Regions from separate parts of the Homo sapiens genome. Here region 2 is linked to region 1. A link is a loop called in an ENCODE intact Hi-C map of the cell type or tissue named here. Cell type or tissue: IMR-90. All regions are shown on one strand. Each heading gives the region's core, and the rest is flanking DNA. Links, peaks and the distances in the headings are about the cores only.

What was found. A loop is a pair of places that touch in the nucleus more often than their neighbours do. Peaks named below come from ENCODE experiments on the same cell type or tissue, not always from the same donor. Only the 100,000 strongest peaks of a DNase experiment are listed, where the experiment ranks them.
Region 2: a loop joins it to region 1, with 2.3 times the contacts of the local background. A loop is called at or near these places in 1 of 110 quality-filtered maps.

Annotation. Positions count from the first base shown.
Region 1 is chr4:173,792,757-173,797,163 of GRCh38, reverse strand. No RefSeq gene overlaps it. Among named protein-coding and RNA genes, the nearest start is that of LINC02269, 100 kb to the left of the region's middle. In IMR-90, for the core only: no CTCF peak of the experiment used is centred there; DNase peaks (open chromatin) are centred at 2,343 and 2,893; H3K27ac peaks cover 172 bases.
Region 2 is chr4:173,914,944-173,919,350 of GRCh38, reverse strand. The region is part of intron 1 of LINC02269 (long intergenic non-protein coding RNA 2269); the gene reads right to left. Among named protein-coding and RNA genes, the nearest start is that of LINC02269, 20 kb to the right of the region's middle. In IMR-90, for the core only: no CTCF peak of the experiment used is centred there; DNase peaks (open chromatin) are centred at 1,600 and 1,960; H3K27ac peaks cover 481 bases.

The DNA of each region.
Region 1 (4,407 bases), core at 340-4,339:
CACCAGGCCAATCTGGCTGCTGAAAACTCCTGCATGTGCAAGTAGAAGACCAGGCCCCGTATTGACTCCAAACAAGCACCACAAGCAACAATTACTGACCTGCAAACAATCTTCTGGGCCTCACTGTTTTCTTACTGAAGTGAAAATACACGCCTTATGCAAGAGCATTCATGATCATTGCTTCTAGAGTGTTCTCAGTATCACTATAGAAAAAGGGCCCATAGACACAAGCTGACTTCTAAGCCCATATGGCAAGTTTCTATGCACTGAAAGGTTAAACAGACATGGGTTCTCCAGGCAGGTCTTTGCCTATCCTATGAACCCTTCTTATGCACTTCTGATGGTCTATAACCTCTTCTTTCCCCAATCTGATTTGTCAACCCCTGTGTGGCATAGTAAAATGGGCTAAAATTTGAAGTTAGAGAGACTCAGTTGAAAACTTTTTCCACCATTTACTCTATTTTGGACAAGTTACTTGTTTTTTGTGAGTCTCTTTTTTCTTCCTTGTATAATGAGGACACTACTGACCTCGGTAATACAGTGGTTAGGAGTGAAGGCTCTAGAATAACAAACTCAGGGTTTGTCTCTTACCATTGGTATATTTTAACTGAATACTCTTGGGCAAATCATAACCTCTTTAACTCTTGGTTTCTTTGTCTGTAAAATGGATTAATAACTGTAAAGTTTATGTGAGAATTAAATGCAATAACATACATAAAGCGACTTGGAAGAGTATCTGATACACAGAATATGTACTATGTACCATGTTCAATGAATATATACTTCCTTTCATTCTCAAGTATCAGGCACAGAAATAGACATTAATAAATCAAAGTAATTAAACCAATACACCAATTTCTAAGATTAGTGTTCCAAATGCATAATTTTACTGCTATATCTTATATAAATGTATTGCTTAAGGCATAGCATTTTAATCATTAAAATAAATACACATAAAAATTGTTTTAGAAAAAAGTTATTAATGAAATATCTGTTTATTAAGATTACTGGCTAGGCACAGTGGCTCATGTCTATAATCCCAGCACTTTGGGCAGCCCAGGTAGGCAGATCTCTTGAGCTCACAAATTTAGGCAACATGGCAAAACCCCCGCCTCTACAAAAAAAAAAAAAAATTAGCTCAGCATAGTGGCATGCGCCTATAGCCCCAGCTACTTGGGAGACTGAGGTGGGAAGATCACCTGAGCCTGGGAGCAGAGGCTTCAGTATTGCATTTTTTTTTGTTAGTAAAGGCCATTAAGAATTTCCAGGAAGTATCCTACATAACCACATATTCATTCTTCTTAAGAGGTTTATATTTTTAACCTAGATTTTTAAGTATGTTTCAAAAGAAAACATAAGGCGAGTAATTTTCTCACAGGGCTTTTGAATAATCAATCTAGAAAATTTTTTAAAAATGAATTTGAATGTAACAATCGCTAACTACAATACATATATTACAGCTGCAATGCAAAAGAGAACTGCTACTGAAGGTTAAGAAACATCATCTCACCCTTAAAATCAGGAAGCCAAATGCATAAATATAGTGACTCCTGCTTTTCTTTTACTGCCATAAAATTCTATGTTTGAGAGGAAACTTTGACCATATTTCACTTTCACCAAATCTTCATTTTACCCCATCAGCCCTAGGAAAAAGAGAATCGCAGGCATTAAAAAATGTTTTGAAAGAGAATGGGTACCTTAGGAAAACGTGGCTTGACTTTTTCACATGTGTAGAGCAATTGCTGAAAGAGTGGTACCAATTTATATGCTGTTAACTATATTTTGAACATTTTTTTAAAAACTCAAAATGATGAAAATGCATTTAATTTAAAAAGTAAAGAGAAAATAGCATTCACTGCTTACTCAAATGAACAACAAAAGAGTTCCTCTTAAAAATATCTGGGGTCAGGGGCTAGGGGAGGTAGGGATAGCATTAGGAGAAATACCAATACCAAAAAAAAAAAAAAAACCTGATTTAGAAATAGATACTAGACTTAACAAATCTTCCAAATAAATAAGAATGCCTCTACTTACATAAGTAGAGAATCTACATTATTCTCATTTTAAGTATGGATACTTATGTCACTAAAAAAGTACATCTTATTTTTTAACCCATCTTCAAAGTCATCATACATTTAGGAGTGTATTTGGACTTCCAGGATTCATACAGCTTCCTCCATAACAACTTTCTCTTCCTCCATAACAACTCTCCCTCTTCTCTCCCTCCATAACGACTTTCTCTCTCTCACCACACAGTTCTACACTTAGAAACCAATGGGCATTACTATACTCAGAATTTAATCCTTTTATTTCTTGGAGACACTGACTCACTTCCTTAGTGTAAGTCATTATTCCACAAACTTTCAGTAGAACTGGATTTCAACTATAAACACAGGAAAAAGTAGAGATTACAGACATAAAGATTAGTCTCTAAAATGAACTGGCCTCTCAACTGACTCAATATGAAAACTTCAAATACGTTGGACCCCAAAATTCCTTATGTGAGTACACAGAACATTGCAGATTATTTGATTACAAAATGTATAAGAAGACACTTTAAATACACTGAGTATATATAAATATTTGTGCTAGCATCTTCACAAATTCTTTTTTAGTACAGACAGAATAAATGCTAAAAAAAAGAAAAGAAACTAAAATTTTGGTGAAGAATTGGGTTCTCTTCTTTATAACTGTGGTTTGTATCTGCATGCTAAGACAAGAATAATATGTAATCAACATTTACATTTTCATATAAAAAACCCTCATTAACTTCAAATCAGCAGAATAAACCATATTTTATTTTAGTTGTTCCTTTCATACTACATTAAGATCAGTAAAAATTCATTCAGTCGGCCAGTCAGCTCGTCAGAACTGGAAAATCAGTAGTATGTTAGTCATGGTGTTACTATAAACATGCTCTTAACAGAAAAGTTTTGTTTTACGTAGTCAGTAAAGAATAAAACTGTGGCAGTAACATTTCAGATTTTCACCCCTCCTGATATATTGCCATAGATGTGGAGCAGTACTGTCCAATAGGACTTTCTTTGATGACAGAAATTTTCTACTTCTGCATTATCCAGACAAAAACCTCTGGCCATGTGTGGCTTCTGAGCTCCTGAAATGTGGCTAGTGCAACTAAGAAACTGAATTTTAAATTTTATTTCATTTTAATGCCTTGAGTGATAACAGAAGATAAAGCCCATAATGAAAGCAGAAATCTCTCCACCTTCAGTGATTCAACCGTTTCCAAAAGTTCCATTTCATAGACTAAAGTTATCATTATTAATAATTGTGAAATATATTATGAGGAATTTATGGGCCATGTAGTTGCAGAATTGCTTCAAAATAGATGTCTATACTGATAGAAGTATTGTTTCTCCAAGGGAAAATGAAATGAAAGATCTTTTACTTGCATTACTGTAAATCAAATCAATTTATAGTCTCCTGTTATTCTTTCCTCGTTTTCAAACTCCACCGCAATTCAGGGATTGAAGGATATATTAAGTTCTTCCAGGAAAAGAAAATCTAAGCAGCTGGGAGGAACTATCTTGCTTACTATAATTCCAGTTTGCTTGCGACTGTCTTTTGAACCAGGGCCCTCAGTTTATTTGACCTTAACATAATTTCCAGTCATTAAACAACATTAAATGGCCCCTTGTTGAATTAACATCACTTGTGCATTAGTAGATTTCTCCCCCTCCCGAGATTTTCATAACTTCATGCATCATTGAAGCTGCATGAGTGACATTAAAACAAAAAAATCCATATATTTCTGGTCAGAGTTCTGCAAAAATATTTTCATATTGCTGAGGCAGGTCATGATGGGGGAACTTGGTAAGTTTCATAGTTTGTTTAAAATAAGTATAAAATCTTAATATGAAAATTAAACTGGTACAAGTAGAATTGTATTTTCTTCTGTTTTCCAACCTCAAATGAAGATACTATAATGGCCCCTAAAAGGGTGAAAAATATTCATCCACAGGTCTTACATCTATGGAGCAGAACCAGTGTACACGTATAAGTTATGAGGTAAGAAGGGACCGAGAATATTCACTTTATGCATGATACTCTTTTACATTTCTAGGTTTGTTTATTTGGTTTTTTTGGGGGAGTAGAAATGAGCAAAATATGTTTTCTTTGTTGTGCCAGATGCATAAACTAGTTTCATAGTTTCAGAAACACTAATGATATATAGATGGTATCAATTATGGTCCACAAATTCACAAGTTGACAAGTAGTACAATATTCTAAATATTTCTCATTTTGTTGCTCAGCAAAATTTATATTTTTCTTCCCCATTCTATCTGGATGGCACTAACCAAATCTCATTCAATTGAGGTAACCACCCATCGTTTTCCAGAACTAAGGCCTAGGAGAGTACACAGCACCAAAGCCTGGGAAGTGGGT
Region 2 (4,407 bases), core at 96-4,095, 120 kb before region 1:
TTACAGGGAAAAAAATGTACTTTTCCTATCGTACCCATTGACATTTTTAAACAAAAATAATTCAAAGATATTTAAACAGTATGACTTCAAATGTCTGTGGTTAATCCATTGTGGAGAAGAATCTGTAGGAGAAAAAAAAACTATGAAAAAATAAACTTGGAGTTTGATCATGCTTTCAAACACTGGAATCAAACTAAAATTCTTCTAGGTTTATAACTGTACTATCAAAGTTTGGTTTATTTTTAACTAAAAGAGAATATAGGTTCCTGTACTGTATTTTTTAAAAGTATTTTAAGGGTAAATTAAAAAAAACTATTAGACTCACAGAATAAAATAGTCACATAACAGGGAGTTCTGTTTCATTAATTCTGTAGAATTAATATGTGATCTTCCCCAACCTATTTTTGAGTTGTAATTTAAACTCAAATTCTATTCTGAAGTGGTCAAAAATGCATAATTTAGTTTAAAGGGATGACTATTTGGTACAACAGCCCAGAGGTAAAAGCTAACAGACATGTCAGTGTTATCGATGTTTATGCTTATTTAGCCTCTTGTACTCAGGGACAATAAAAAATAGATGGGATTGAATTCTTGGGTAAGATACTTTATGTCTTTCAACTTTCATTTCTTTATCTGTAAAATGGGGTAACAGTAGGATTATTGTGACTGTTAAAAGAGGAGATATATGTAGAACAGCATAGGTAATATCTGACACACAGTGTATACTTATGAATTGTTAGTTTCTTTCACCTTTCCCTGAGGCATTCATTAATGGAATTAAAAATTATGAAATATCAAAGTAAAATAAGACTTAATAGCTGATGTGAAACAAATTTGTGTAATAAATTCATTTACTCTCATTTGAGTCAATATCTTTTTCAAGTTGTTCTTTATACACTATTAGTGGGTGTAAAATCAGCGTAGCTGATTCTGACCAGAAGGGAAGGGAAGAGAAGATAAAGTATCAGAGTATCTCACACATAGAAGAAAGGTTTCTTTCAATTTTCATTTCAGTTATACATATGGCCTATATATGTATTGCAGACTAGGTCACAATGTAAAATGTATTTCGTTCTAGGGGTTACTGTTTTGTTTTGTTTTTTAAAGGGAAATATTGCATTATCTGTTCTTTCTATTCTCACTGATATCTTTTTCTGAGTTCACAAAACATATATGGAGATGGCCTTAAACATACGCCAATGTTCAAAAATTCACTGAAGCATTTTAATCAACTGAGCATATTTTCCAAATGAAAGAAAATATTCTGACTGTCTGATCTCATATTATAATTTTTTGAGCCATTACCAATTATGAGACATTATGCTATCCACACACTCTATTCTTCACAACTGCCTCAAGAGGTATTGCTTATTCTCTTTATGTTACAATGAGGAAACTGAGTCTCAGGGAAGTGAACTCAAAGCCAGGGCTAGATTCCAGTTTTGTCTCACTCCATGCCCAAGCTTTTCACCACTAACCCATAAACACGTTCGCAGGTGGAACAAAAATTGTGTTGCCTGGTCAGTGGACAAATGGCTCCTACGGCTCTTGCTGAGTGACAGACTCGGGAAGGAATGCACCACACAAAGGAAACGGCTCTGATATGTTAAAGAACGCTTCTCTCACAGAGCAAGTTGGGTCTATCAGTGACTAGTTTAGTCATAACACAATTTAGCCTTTTAAAGAGACAGAATTGTATAAATACAGTACAGGAAGTTCAAAAAGTAATATTTTAGAAACCACATTCTTTTCTCCAGAACAGACAGCACAAAAGGTTCCATTCCCCACATTAAAACACTCTGTCTTCTCCTTGGGACACAGTGAAACGTTTACTAAGAAGTCTGAACAGCCTTAGGAGCATGAACCCTGATTTTTTTTCCCACTGTGTTCACAAAAGCAATGGATTCATTGGCAGTCCAGGACTCTGAAACAGCCTGTTCAGATTTCTTTGCTCATGCTCAGCTAATATGAATCACTTTAACTAAGTATTGCCCTGCTTTGCAGAACGGTTCTGACATTGCTAATAGTTGGCTCAGTTGAGTTGACCACAATAAGAGCTTTCTCCAGACTGAGAGAGAGCCAATCAGGCCCTTGTGAATGTCAGCATTTAGTTTGGAGATGGATTCAGATCCAAATTTTAAAATATAATAAACACTCTCCAAAGATACATTACAGTAGGGCAGCTACTAAAAGCCATCATAACAGGGCAATTGTGGAATGCCAGATGAAACCTAAACTTTGTATCATACAAGAGCATGCTATAATGGAACTTCTTAAGGGGCTTTTCACAGTCCCTGCTAAAGAATGTATTCGTCTGCTTCTATTCCTTTTTCAGTTTTTGGTTCCTTGAAGCTAATAAATTCAAATCTGAATCAACTTATTCTTATATGATATTAGATGGTCTTAAAAATATCTTCTATTTCAAAATTCCTCCTTTATAAATGGAGGTACTCAGCAATAAAATATTATAAAGAGCTTTTAGAAAGTACTGTGAGAGTCACCAAGAGGCATGCTGCACTTGGGCCCCGTGTAGCACTGCCATTGACAGAAGGAGAGACACTCAGAGTGGCTTGAGAGATTGAATTTAAACAACCTCCACATATCCTGAACTAACGTCCTTTCTTACAAATAAAAGTACTGCATAGAATTCCAATTAAATTGGTCAAAGCCACTATATTTAGACCAGAAGCAACCCCTTAAATCACTTAATTCATGTTCTGCTGAAAAGGGTAATCCTCTACCAAGGAACCTATGATTTGTCTGCTTTTTAGGAATCCAAGAAGAAATAATGATTTATTTTTTAATAACAAAAGTTAGACTATTGACATCCTTTCTTGCAACCACCTCCCACTCCCCTTAGCCCAAATTTCATTTATAATTGCATACTTAGGACAATAATGCCATTCAGCTCATGCTTTCTCAGACTGAGTATAGAAAAAGAATCATAACAGTTTTAAAATTATTATATTTTATATAATATTTTGGCAGATAGTCTCAACATCATTTCTATCAAAGTTCATTTTCTGTTGATTTCTTAAAAAATTGATTCATTATTTATGTATTTTTATAGTTCTTTTCTTGGGTATAGTTTCTGTTTGTGTAATATAGGCTCAGCATAGGAAAATTAGAAAATAAAGAAAAAGATTGAAATGAAAACAAAAAGTTCCCACAACACTGCCATGCATAAGAAATCACTGTCAACATTTAGGATTCTATCCTTCCAAAATTGGTTTCAATGCATATGTGCATGCATTAAGTTTTACAAAATGTATCATCATATAACATATACATCCCCTCAAAAACTATCAATTACAATTAATTGCCCTTGTTATTAAAAGTTGTTCAAAAATATGTTTGACAGTTACAAATTTTGTATTCCTGGAATGTGCAATAATTTATTTAATTATCTTACATACTAGGCGTTTAGGTTTCCCCTAAATTTTCACTATTACAGTTTATGCTGCTGGTAATATCTTTTACACATGCCTTATATTCATTATTTCTTTCTTTCTTTTTTTTTTTTTTGAGACAGAGTCTCGCTCTGTCGCCCAGGCTGGAGTGCGGTAGTGTGATCTCGGCTCACTGCAAGCTCCACCTCCTGGGTTCACGCCTTTCTCCTGCCTCAGCCTCCCGAGTAGCTGGGACTACGGGTGCCCACCACCACGCCCAGCTAATATTTTGTATTTTTTAGTAGAGACGGGGTTTCACCGTGTTAGCCAGGATAGTCCCAATCTCCTGACCTCGTGATCCGCCCGCCTCGGCCTCCCAAAGTGCTGGGATTACAGGCGTGAGCCACTGCGCCCGGCCTTCATTATTTCTTAGAGGTAACATTGCTATGCCGCAAGGACCAAGGAGATGTTAAACGTTTTGCATATGTTGCCAAATTGCCCTCCAGACAACTAGAAACAATACCTTCTCCCCCCTGTTTCATTGCTGTCTGCCATGTTGGAGGTTCTTATTGTTAGGCAGCCTTTAAGATGGTCCGCAATGATTCTCTCCTCTCCAGGGTGGGCTGCACATAGTGATTTGCTTCTAGTGAACAGAATATGGCAGAAATGATGGGCTATGGCATCAGATTTCAGTAATAAAAAGACTGCTTCTGTCTTATGTGCTGCTTGTCTCTTTCTCAAATCACTTGAGCTGGGGGAAGCACAGTGCTGCGTTGTTGGCAGCCCACTGAAAAGGTGGACAACTCATCGCCAGGAGCTGAAGTCCCCAGCCTAACAACCCAGAGGAACTCAGACTTGCCAACAACCGTGTACATGAGCTTGAAGACAAACTTGCAACTCCAGTCCAACCTTGAGATGACCGCAACTTCACGAGAAGCCTTGAGCCAGAACCACCCAACTAAGCCGTCCCCAGATTCCTCATACCCATCACTGTCAGAAAGAGTTTGTTGTAAGCTGC